Regions from separate parts of the Homo sapiens genome. Here region 1 is linked to region 2. The links are chromatin contacts, found by Hi-C or POLR2A ChIA-PET in ENCODE. All regions are on one chromosome and are shown on one strand. The core of a region is the stretch at or near the end of the contact, and the rest is flanking DNA. Distances in the headings are between cores, read along the strand shown.

What was found. A loop is a pair of places that touch in the nucleus more often than their neighbours do. ChIA-PET counts read pairs that join two places held with the same protein, here RNA polymerase II (POLR2A). Pooled maps may share reads with other maps.
Region 1: a pooled map shows a loop between it and region 2 (2.4-fold over the local background). The contact joins the promoter of RBMS2 here to the promoter of SPRYD4 in region 2. A Hi-C loop is called at or near these places in 1 of 168 maps with a recorded cell type or tissue (astrocyte of the cerebellum) and 1 of 50 pooled maps. POLR2A ChIA-PET finds 5 or more read pairs at or near these places in 5 of 52 experiments (GM12878, K562, WTC11 and 2 more).

The regions. Positions count from the first base shown.
Region 1 is chr12:56,517,982-56,523,838 of GRCh38, forward strand. It overlaps RBMS2 (RNA binding motif single stranded interacting protein 2), which reads left to right and starts at 3,839. Exons shown (of 14, transcript NM_002898.4): 1 at 3,839-4,108. The coding sequence starts at 4,043. RefSeq lists an enhancer at 4,274-5,017.
Region 2 is chr12:56,464,218-56,470,668 of GRCh38, forward strand. SPRYD4 (SPRY domain containing 4) reads left to right here and starts at 4,361. Exons shown (of 2, transcript NM_207344.4): 1 at 4,361-4,459; 2 at 4,822-6,451. The coding sequence starts at 4,375. The coding sequence ends at 5,360. RefSeq lists enhancers at 4,029-4,098, 4,109-4,288, 4,609-4,658, 5,079-5,208.

The DNA of each region.
Region 1 (5,857 bases), core at 2,589-5,088, 53 kb after region 2:
TAGGGAAAAATGTTTCTTTGGCTCTAATATACCTTGTTCAGGTCTCTTAGCCACAATCAGAGCCTCACACGCAAACTGACCTGTCTCATTGCTTTCAACCACATATACCACACCAGCCTGTCTCCATTGGAATGTCTGGCTAGGGTCCAGCACATCTACAGGTAATACATTCTTCTGAATTCTCCACTCTGATATGGAGGGGCCAATAGAGGCATGCAAACATTTTTCTTTATTTTTCTTTTTCTTTTATTTTGAGACAGGATCTCACTTTGGTTGCCTGGGCTGGAGTACAGTGGCGCCATCTCAGCTCACTGCAGCCTCGACCTCCCAGGCTCAGATGGCTCTCCCAACTCAGCCTCCTGAGGAGTTGGGACTACAGATATGCACTACCATGCCTGGCTAGTTTTTTGTATTTTTAGCAGAAATGGGGTTTTGCCATGTTGCCCACATTGGTCTTGAACTCCTGGACTGAAGCAATCTGCCCACCTCAGCCTCCCAAAGTGCTGGGACATTTTTCAGCTACATTTTGGGGTTGACCTAGCCCCTACTCCTTCACCTTGGACACTTGTTTAAAAGAGTTGTTTTTCTGGAGAAATCACAAACAAGCCTATATTGAATCAGGTACAAATGTCTCTTCCCCAAAGAAGTTACAGATAACTCTCATTTTGCTTTTTTCCCTTCAAAACAATTCCTGAGTGCTGGGTTCATGAGAACCAAGAATTAGAGAGGCATTGACTAAATCTGGAAAAATGTGGGCAATGTAATGGGCAAAGCAGAAGGGCGTCAAAGTAAATACACTGGAGGAAGTAGGATTCTTCCTCCTCCCGTATACTTCCTGAATCTAACCACAGAACACCATTACCTTCCCCATCATTTCCACAGAATTCCATAACTCCTTTACAAATATACTCACCTGTAATGCCAGCAGTTTTGGAGACTGAGGTGGGCAAATTGCTTGAGCTGAGGAATTCAAGACCAGCCTGGGCAACATGATGAAACCCCGTCTCTACCAAAAAAAAAAAAATTACAAAAGTTAGCCAGGTGTGGTGGTGCATGCCTGTAGTCCCAGCTACAGGGTGGGGAGGGGTGGGATGGGTGTGAGGATCACCTGAACCTGGGGAAGTCAAAGCTGCCTGTTGTGAGCCGTGATTGTGCTACTGCACTCCAGCCTAGGTGACAGAGTGAGACCCTGTCATAAAAAAAAATATATGTTTATAATACATATACTCACCAGAATGAAGGATTTAGTTTCCAGTTTTGTTGGTGCTCTTTAACATAATACACCTTTGGCATCAGTTTGCATATCCGGGTCATTTTACTTCTGTGGTCCTAATTTACCAGATTATAAAAATTTAGATTTTTCGGTCGGGTGCCGTGGTTCACACCTGTAATCCCAGCACTTTGGGAGGCCAAGGCGGGTGGATTGCCTGAGGTCAGGAGTTCGAGACCAGACTGGCCAACATGGTGAAACCCCGTCTCCACTAAAAATACAAAAATTAGCTGGGCGTCGTGGCACATGCCTGTAGTACCAGCTACTCAGGAGGCTAAGGCGGGAGAATCGTTTGAACCCGGGAGGCAGAGGTTTCAGTGAGCCAAGATTGCACCACTGCACTCCAGCCTGGCGACAGAGTGAGACTCTGTCTCAGGGGGAAAAAAAAAAAGTAGAAAGAAAAATTAGACTTAAAAAAAAAGTTAAATTGGGTTGATTGCCTTTATGAATCAGGCCTTCAAGAGAAAGGTTTCTGTACCACATTGTTAGGGTAAAGGAGAAGATATCATCCAAGGGCCTAAACAGCAAGGATAAATTGGTTAATGAGAGTCTCTGAGAGCAGAAAAAGGACTTAAAAAAATATATATATATATATATATGGGCCGGGCGCGGTGGCTCACTCCTGTAATCCCAGCACTTTGGGAGGCCAAGGCGGGCAGATCACCTGAGGTCGGGAGTTTGAGACCAGTCTGGCCAACAAGACTACTAAAAATACAAAAAAATTAGCCGGGCATGGTGGCGCATGCCTATAGTCTCAGCTACTCGGGAGGCTGAGGCAGGAGAATCGCTTGAACCCGGGACGCAGAGGTTGCGGTGAGCCAAGATAGCACCACTGCACTCTAGCCTGGGCAACAGAGCAAGACTCTGTCTCAGAAAAAAAAAAAGATATCACTGAGTGATGCCTTCATTTATTTATTTACTGCATTTGGCTGCTGTGTTTCCAGTCTCAGTTGCAATTCCCACACTGAGGCTCTCCCACCCTTCCTGTGTCCCCTGAGCTGAGCAGGCACTTCCTGTCCTATTGGAAATGAAAGTTAGAGATTGGGGGTAGGGTATGTATATTTACTCTGCAGAATACTAATACTGTCTGTTCCATTATCATAGCAAAAAAGTGACACGGAAACTAGAATAGAGACCAGAACTTCATTTGAGGGAGGGTTTGGGCTTAATATTTGTTGTCACAAAACAGACAGGGTTAATTTATATCTCAAGAAACTACTTAGGATGGCAGCAAGGTGGCCTTATGAAGGGATTTGAAGGCTTTCATTTAACATCCCTATTGCACTTGGATTGGTAGGGGTTACTGGATATCATTCTTAAGTTTTTGGTTTCCTTTCTTGTTAAGGTTACGCCTACAAAGACATTCTTTGGAAACTAGTAGAGGTAAGTGTTGCAACTCTATTAGGTTCTTGACTCTGAAATTTGTATTCCTTCCTAAGAATTTTGTGTTTTTATTCTGTTGAAGCATATGCTTCTTAAGTATTTTTTTTTTTTAAACAGCTCAAAGACAACTCAAAGCAGACATCCCAACTGTAGACTTCAATTTAGACATAAACTCCAGGTTTGGTGAGTTACTGTAATTGTTTCAGTTTCATGGATCTTAAAGATGAGGAAATAGCAGGGTAAAGTGTTAAATAAGATAGCCTGCAATTGTTAGAGAAATAACAAGGCACCAAGTTTCATGATATAGTCCAGTCTGATAATTCCTTCTTAAGTATGAACTCATTCCTCGGAGAATCTGAAATAGGAGTGAGGGGCATCAGCCCATTGGTATGACCCAAGAGAAACACATCTAAGGATCTGAAACTAGTTATACCCCATACTCTGTTTTGCTTAGCTCTGCTCTTTGGTGTGTTCCTCTGTTTGTTCCTTTGTACATTAAGATCACTATAAATGGGCCAGGGGTGGTGGCTCATGCCTGTAATCCCAGCACTTTGGGAGGTTGAGTGGGTGGATCACTTGAGGTCAGGAGTTCGAGACCAGCCTGGCCAAGATGGCGAAACCCCGTCCCTACTAAAAAATACAAAAATCAGCTGGGTGTGGTGGTGGTCACCTGTAATCCCAGCTACTCGAGAGGCTGAGGCAGGAGAATTGCGGAAGGTGGAGGTTGCAGTGAGCCGGATCCGGGATTGCACCACTGCACTTCAGCCTGGGTGACAGACTAAAACTCTGTCTCAAAAAAAAAAAAAAAAAATCACTGTAAGTGTAAAGTAGGGGAAGCCCTGAGCTTATCTCACACACTCTAACTCTGTTTTTTTTTTTTTTTTTTTTTGCGTGTTCTCCAAGGCAATGTCTCAGGAGCCCCTTTAAAATCAAGCTTGAAATCTTATAGCTGAGATCTAAGGGTGGAAATAAAGCCCTCATTGTCTTTATATGAGAATCGGAACTTGTTCATAGAGGAAAGGGGATAAATTTGAAAGGGGTTAGACCTAAGAACTCTTCTTTCTAGCTTTAACTCCTGAGACTATGAAAAACAAACAAAAAAAAACATCTTGGGCATTAGGACCCAGTGGAAGTGCCTCTGCCTCATTCAGACTCTGTTAACTTCTCTCAGTGACGTAAAGGAGCAGCCCGAGCTCATTCTCTGCCCGCAGCCCCCCTTCATCTCTCTCCTCCTGCTCCTTTTCTCCTCCTTTCTCCTCCCCCTCCCTTTTTTCCTCCCTCCCTCTCCCCCTTTCCCTCGCTCCCCTCCTCCCTCCCTCCCCGTCTTTCTTACCCCCTCCCTTTCTCTCTCTCTCTCTCTCTCGCTCGTTCCCTAACATTAAAGAGAAAATGCTGCTATCCGTGACTTCCAGGCCCGGGATTTCGACTTTTGGCTACAATAGAAACAACAAGAAGGTAGGGAAAAGCGCTTTTTTGGTATCTAGCTACTTCTTTTTCTGGGGATCTTGCAATGCCCTTGGTTTTTACATTCTTTTTAAAGAGGGGAAGGGGCTTCCTCTCTCAAGATTCCTAATTCCTCACCGCGCTTCTCCCTTTTCCACTACTGCTTTCTGCATCTTTCCTCAACTGGTTCTGGAGTTCAGGGAACTTTCAGTCTCTGCGAGGCCTGAAAAGACAGGGGAATTAAAAACAAATCAAGCTTGCAAGTTTGTATCCTTATGAAATGAAGTTAGTTTGACTTCCTGCTGATGTATCAATCTCCACAAGGATAATATGTCATTTCAGACCCTGTCCCCCAGTCCACCCCACCCCACAAGATTATTTTATTTTTTGATTAACTGTTTCCATTCTCTCCCCAACCTTCCCTCCTACCCATACCACCAGTAGTATTAGATAGCTGAAATCATAGATAGTCAGAGAAACCACAACAGTTTATCAAGAGCTGGGTATACTCTTCTAGACTACAGATCCTACCCCACCCAGCCTATAGAGAAGGAGTCTTGAGAGACATCGCACCTTGGGATTAAGGCACAGAGCGCTGTGATACTTTGGATCTTGTATTTGAACTGATACTTGGACCTCTGCAGATAGCCAGACTTTGCAGTGATCCTAGGAGTCTTTATGATTAACCCATGGCTGCCAGAGAATTGTGCTGTCCTTGGGCACATGGGGAGAGATGGACAATCTTGTCCATATTTGACAAGGAATATATTTGGCAGTTTCTGGCATTTCAGGGCGCACAGCATACTGATTAGGAGGAATTTCATGCTGTAGCAGGAAGAAGACTCTTTACCCTCTCTTTGTGTTGTAGCTGTTCTTTGAAGAAAAAATGTGACATAGACATTTAGGGAATCTTTTGCTCATCTAATGGAATGTTGGAGGGTGAGGAACGATTCCTGCTGCTTTCTCATGTACCTAATGAGACCATTAGAGGTGGATTTAAACACAAGTGTCTGATCAATGCAGTGGGTAAATGTTTAGACCCAAAACACTTAATGTTGATTTATGGGCTTAGTCTGTGTGGTACTCATTTTGTTTATATCCTGAAGAAATATGGGTAGAGGGGAGAGGAAATGGGGAGCTATAGGTCAGAGGATACAAAGTAGTAGATATGTAGGATGAACAAATCCTGAGATCCAATGTACAACATGAGGACTATAGATGATAAAGTTGTACTGTATATGGGATTCATGCTAAATGAGCAGACTTTAGCTCCTCTTGCCACAAAAAGAAACAAAAGGGACAATTATGTGGGATGATTAATTTACTTCACTATAGTAACCTTTCTACTATCTATATGTATCCCGTAACATGTTGTATACCTTAAATATACACAATAAAATTTACTTTAAAAAAGAAATGAGGCTGGGCATGGTGGCTTATGCCTGTAATCCCAGCACTTGGGAGGCCAAGGTGGGTGGATCACTTGAGGTCAGGAGTTCGAGACCAGCCTGGTCAACATGGTGAAACCCCAAATTAGCTGGGCTTGGTGGCACGCGCCTGTAATCCCAGCTACTCAGGAGGCTGAAGCAGGAGAATCACTTGAACCTGGGGGACAGAGGTTGCAATGAGCCAGGATTGTGCCACTGCACTCCAGCCTGGGTGACAGAGCAAGACTCCATCTCAAAAAGAAATGAAATATGAGTTTATACACATTTGTTGGTTATCAATATATGTTTATATGTACATATACTGACATCCCTT
Region 2 (6,451 bases), core at 3,111-5,610:
AAAAGGTAAATAATACAAGAGATGACAAGCAAGGCTATTCCCTGAATAAGGAATAAAGTAATGGATGTGTCTTAAGTGACGGTGTGAGGGATGTGTAGTGATTGCTTCAGCTCTCACAGGAACCAAAGGGGAAATCCTACAGAAACACAATCCTGGAACCTTCCCATTACTACCAAAATGCAAAGTATTGACAGAGCAGGACTTTGCTGAAGGAAATCTCTAAGCTCTCTTCTCACGTTATTTAGCTGACTGAAAAGTCTGGGCCATGCTGACCCCTGGTGGAGACAATGGGCCACTGCACTCCAAACTGGTGGCGAGGCCGGGCGGGAGGCCAAGACGGGTAGATCGCTTGAGGAAAGGGGTTCAAGATCAGCCTGGCCAACACGGTGAAACCCCGTCTCTATTAAAAATACAAAAAATTAGCCAGGCATGGTGGTGCATGCCTGTAGTCCCAGCTACTCGGGAGGCTGAGGCAGGAGAATCACTTGAACCTGGGAGGCGGAGGTTGCAGTGAGTTGAGATCACGCCACTGAACTCCAGCCTGGGTGACAGAGCCAGACTCTGTCTCAAAAGAAAAAAAAAAAAACTGGTGGAGAGAATGAGCCACTGCAGTCCAAAAAATATGGGAACAAAACTTTTTTTTTGTTTTGTTTTTTTTTTTTTTAAGACAGGGTCTCACTTCGTTGCCCAGGCTCACTGTAGCCTCGACCTCCTGGGCTCAAGCAATCCTCGTGCCTCAGCTTCCCAATTAGCTGGGACTACAGCCGTGCACCACCACACCTGGCTAATTCTAAAATTTATTTTGTAGAGATACGGTCTCCCTATGTTGCCCAGGCTGGTCTCGAACTCCTGGGCTCAAGTGATCCTCTCACCTCAGCCTCCCAAAGTGCTGGGATTACAGGCATGAGCTACCATGCCCAACCACCCTCTCCTTTTATACTCATTCGTTTTAATGAGCACATATTCTGTGGTAAAGGGAACACTAAGGCCCTGGGGCAAAGAGAACACAGTATTTAATCACCTTTCTTAAGAATTCATGACCTAAGCCGGGAGTGGTGGCTCATGCCTATAATCCCAGCACTTTGGGAGACTGAGGCAGGTGGATCACAAGGTCGGGAGTTCAAGAACAGCCTGACCAAGATGGTGAAACCCCCATCTCTACTAAAAATACAAAAAAATTAGCCAGGTGTGGTGGCAGGTGCACGTAATCCCAGCTATTCAGGAGGCTGAGGCAAGAGAATCGCTTGAACCTGGGAGGCGGAGGTTGCAGTGAGCCAAGATCACACCACGGCACTTGAGCCTGGGCAACACAGTGAGACTCTGTCTCAGAAAAAAAAAAAAAGGATTCACAACCTAATGGGTGATATAGGTTTCACTCAGCAGCACTGGGGAGAATGGAGACAAGTTAGACGGCTGATGCAGTTGACAGTGGGGGCTGGTAGGAGTAGGGGGAATGTGATAGGGATTCAGTGACAATCAGATATGTGAGAGGAGACAGACAAGCCAAGGACTCCATGGTTTCTGGGCAACTGGCTGAATATGGGTTGCAATTCATGAGATTCCCTCACTTGCTTAACCATTTCTGCTTTTCAAGCCATAGGTATGGCTTTTGGGAAGTCTCTTCCCACCACTCTCAAATATACTAAATCAGAGGTTTCTCCTTTGTTTCCTGAGCATCCTGTATGACTTCAATCATGGCACCTAGTGAATTATACTGCAATGGCCCTGTGAACTCTTGAAGAAATCATGTTTTGTGAAAACGAACAAAGAAGGTAGGCAGTAGTCATATCATGTAAAGCCTTGTGACCATGTAAGGGAATTTGAGGCAGGCACATTAACAGATTTAAGCAGGGAGGTTGCATGTCTGACTGTAATGCCGACATTGAATTAGAAGCAGACAGATAGAAGCTGGCAGATCAGCTTAGAAGCTACTCACATTTCTACATTGAAATGAGAAAGCCTTGTCCAGGCGCGGTGGCTCATGCCTGTAATCCCAGAACTTTGGGAGGCAGAGGCGGGCAGATCACCTGAGGTCAGGAGTTTGAGACAAGCCTGGCCAACATGGCAAAACCCTGTCTCTACTAAAAATACAAAAATTAGCAGGGCGTGGTGGTGGGCGCCTGTAGTCCCAACTACTTAGGAGGCTGAGGCAGGAGAATTGCTTGAACCTGGGCAGTGGAGGTTGCAGTGAGCCGAGATTCTGCCACTGCACTCCAGCCTGGGTGACAGAGTGAGACTCAGTCTCAATAAAAAAAATAATAAAATAAAATAAATAAATAAAAGAAATGAGAAAGCCTTAAGGCCAAGGATGACAGTGGCCTGAACTAGGGCCATGTGCATCATTCAAGGCAGTTACCACTCTGGGAGAGGAGGAAGAATTTTTGGTTAGTTATTTAGGCTTTTAAATATCTAGGCCAGAAGCCAGGTGTGGTGGCTCACACCTGTAATCCCAGCACTTTGGGAAGCTAAGGTGGGTGGATCACTTGAGGTCAGGAGTTCGAGACCAGCCTGGCCAACATGGTGAAACCCTGTCTCTACTAAAAATACAAAAATTAGGCCAGGTGCAGTGGCTCACGTCTGTAATCCCAGCACTTTGGGAGGCTGAGATGGGTGGATCACCTGAGGTCAGGAGTTTGAGACCAGCCTGACCAATATGGTGAAACCCGTCTCTACTAAAAATACAAAAATTAGCCGGACGTAGTGGCATGCGCCTGTAGTCCCAGCTACTCAGGAGGCTGAGACAAGAGAATTGCTTGAACCCGGGAGGCGGAGGTTACAGTGAGCCAAGGTTGCGCCACTGCACTCCAGCCTGGGCAACAGAGTGAGACTCAGTCTCAAAAAAAAATTAGCCAGGTGTGGTTGGTGGGCATCTGTAATTCCAGCTACTCAGGAGGCTGAGACAGGAAAATTGCTTGAACTCCAGAGGCAGAGGCTGCAGTTAGCCAAGATCAAACCACTGCACTCCAGCCTGGGTGATAGAGTGACACTCCGTCTCAGAATATACATTTTAAAAATATATATCTAAAATCCTTTTTTGAGGGGTAGGAGGATGGAGGTGGGATGTATGTTGCTATTGCACTGGCCAGCAGAACCTTGAGAAGTGGACTGATTAAAAAAATGTAGGCCTGGCATAGTGGCTAACACCTGTAATCACAGCACTTTGGGAGGCAAAGGTGGGAGGATGGCTTGAGCCCGAGAATTCGAGAACAACTTGGTCAACAAAGCGAAACCCCCGTTTCTACAAAAAAGTTAACGGGGCATGGTGCGTGCACATGTGGTCCCAGCTACATGGGAGGCTGAAGCAGGAAGATCGCTTGTGCCTCGGAGATGAAGGTTGCAGTGAGCTGTGTTTGCGCCACTGTGCTGCATGCAGCCTGGGTGACAGAATGAGACCCTGTCTCAAAAAATAAAATAAAATGGAATGCAGATCGAAATGTTCAATATAGGCTGTCCATAATCTCCTACCTCATACCCTGAACCAAAATATTGCTACTCTTGGTTAAGTTCAGAAAACTGAATGCTGAGTTAAACCATCCGTTCCTAGCCTTGAACATACAAAACCAACATTAACAGTATTTATGTATTTACTATTAATTATAAACAACTGTGAATTACCCAATGGTTGCTATTTGCCAATATATATCTAGATTAATTATTATTATTTTTTGAGATGGAGTCTTGCTCTGTCACCAGGCTGGAGTGCAGTGGCAGAATCTCGGCTCACTGCAACCTCCCACTCCCTGGTTCAAGCGATTCTCCTGCCTCAGCCTCCCGGGTAGCTGGGATTACAGGCGCGCGCCACCACGCCCGGCTAATTTTTGTACTTTTGGTAGAGGCGGGGTTTCACCATATTGGCCAGGATGGTCTTGATCTCCTGACCTCGTGATCCGCCTGCCTCGGCCTCCCAAAGTGCTGAGATTGCAGGCGTGAGCCACCGCGCCCGGCCTAGATTATTCTCACTTAATTATTACTAAGGTCTGTATATAATTTCTATTTTATAAATTAGAACACTAAGGCTCAGAAAAGTGGAGTGAGTTGCCCAAACTCACACAGTGAAGCCGGGATCAAAGCTAATTACAGTACTGTCTAATTTTAAAATCTATACTTCTAAGCATCTGGCTACACTATATCTCTAAAAGTTTTACGTAGTTCAAATGTGAGCAGCGTTCGTCTACGCAGAAAAACTGAATAAGCAGCATTAACCGCGGGCAGAAACAGAACAGAAACCACTACCTTGGCGGCCGCCCGCCCCCGGGCGTCGCCTACGTCATAACACTGCGCGGCCGCCCCTCGCGCACCACGTGCTAGGGGAGCGGGCGGGCAGATGGCTGTGTCTGTAAGCGGGAGGCGTGCCCGGTTCATCCAAGGCGCAAGATGGCGCTGCTTTTTGCACGTTCTTTGCGCTTGTGCCGCTGGGGAGCCAAACGATTGGGAGTTGCCTCCACAGAGGCCCAGAGAGGTAGGATTATCTCTTTTTACTCTTTTACCTCCAGAATGGCTGCCGTCTATTATTCCCAGACCCCACTCCGAGAAGCAACTCCAACCCTCTCGGGTCTTTTCCTTCCCCACCTGCCTTGGTCTTAAGATTCCAAACCTGTGATACCATTTGGTTTCTTTAAATTCCGGGACTTACTCAATCCGAGTTTTTCAGCTCCGTGAGCTATCCGTAGTAAAGCGACCTCGCGACTCTCTTGCCCGCTTGGCATTCTGACTCTTCCCTAGTTGCTCGTGTATCATGGCTGCCTGCCTCATATCTGAATATATCACCAGCCCTAGGGTTCTAGCCCCTGTTATTATCCCGTCTTTTTGCTCTGCCCGCAGGCGTCAGTTTCAAACTGGAAGAAAAAACCGCCCACAGCAGCCTGGCACTCTTCAGAGATGATACGGGTGTCAAATATGGCTTGGTGGGATTGGAGCCCACCAAGGTGGCCTTGAATGTGGAGCGCTTCCGGGAGTGGGCAGTGGTGCTGGCAGACACAGCGGTCACCAGTGGCAGACACTACTGGGAAGTGACAGTGAAGCGCTCCCAGCAGTTCCGGATAGGAGTGGCAGATGTGGACATGTCCCGGGATAGCTGCATTGGTGTTGATGATCGTTCCTGGGTGTTCACCTATGCCCAGCGCAAGTGGTACACCATGTTGGCCAACGAGAAAGCCCCAGTTGAGGGTATTGGGCAGCCAGAGAAGGTGGGGCTGTTGCTGGAGTATGAGGCCCAGAAGCTGAGCCTGGTGGATGTGAGCCAGGTCTCTGTGGTTCACACGCTACAGACAGATTTCCGGGGTCCAGTGGTGCCTGCCTTTGCTCTCTGGGATGGGGAGCTGCTGACCCATTCAGGGCTTGAGGTGCCCGAGGGCCTCTAGTATGTCCATTACTGGAGTCCCTAATCACGCCTTTGGCCAGCCTCCTTTTGAAAGTGTCCGAAGCCTTTTTACTTTGCCTCAAGCAACCTCTAGCTCCCACAATTCAGTGTTGGGTCCTCTGTGCAATATCATGATCATCTTCCTCATCCCCTACCTTGTGAAAGCTAGGCATACAGCCAAACCCTCCTTTTCCCCACCCACCAACTACTGCCAATTTCCTAGGCTACCATGGGTGTATCTTCCTTGACCTGCTTCCTTCAGTCCCTCTGCCTCCCTTTGCCCAGGCCTTTCTCAGACTGTATTCCATCCTGGGGTCTTATCATTCAGCTTTGTTTGAATTTATTAATCACCATGATACCTCTCCCTCCCTTTGTCCACATGTAACTTGTTCTTGGGGCTCTACCAGATGGCTGAAGAGTAAATCCTTTCTACCTCTGGCTGAAGGAGTGGTGCAGTCAATGACTTGGCCCTTTTTCTACAGCACATTTAGAGTTTGGGCTCTGGCTCCCTCAGTAAGTGCTTTATTAACTCAGTGTGTCAAAATGAAAACAGAGCCCTCCTTCCCCAGTAGCTCAGTGCCACAGACCTTCAGCCCCACACAGCTGTAGCTATCCTTACCCTGAGTCCATCTACCTTAAATCTGTACCTCTGACACCCAGCCAGTCTGTCATAATCATTATCCCAGTTATAACCTTGACCAAAGGGGAAGAGAGACACTTGGGGGATATCTAGGGGATGAGTGCTAGAAACTATTTATTTATTTTTGAGACAGAGTCTCACTCTGTCACCCAGGCTGGAGTGCAGTGGCATGATCTTGGCTCACTGCAAACTCTGCCTTTTGGGTTCAAGCGACTCTCGTGCCTCAGCCTCCTGAGTAGCTAGGATTACAGGTGTGTGCCACCATGCCCGTCTCATTTTTATATTTTTAGTAGAGATGGGGTTTTGCCATATTGGCCAGGCTGGTCTCGAACTCCTGGCCTCATGTGATCAGCCCACCTTGGCCTCCCAAAGTGCTGGGATTTCAGGCGTGAGCCACCACACCCGGCCAAAACTGTTTATTCTTGAGAAGTTCCATCTTCATTTCTGCCACA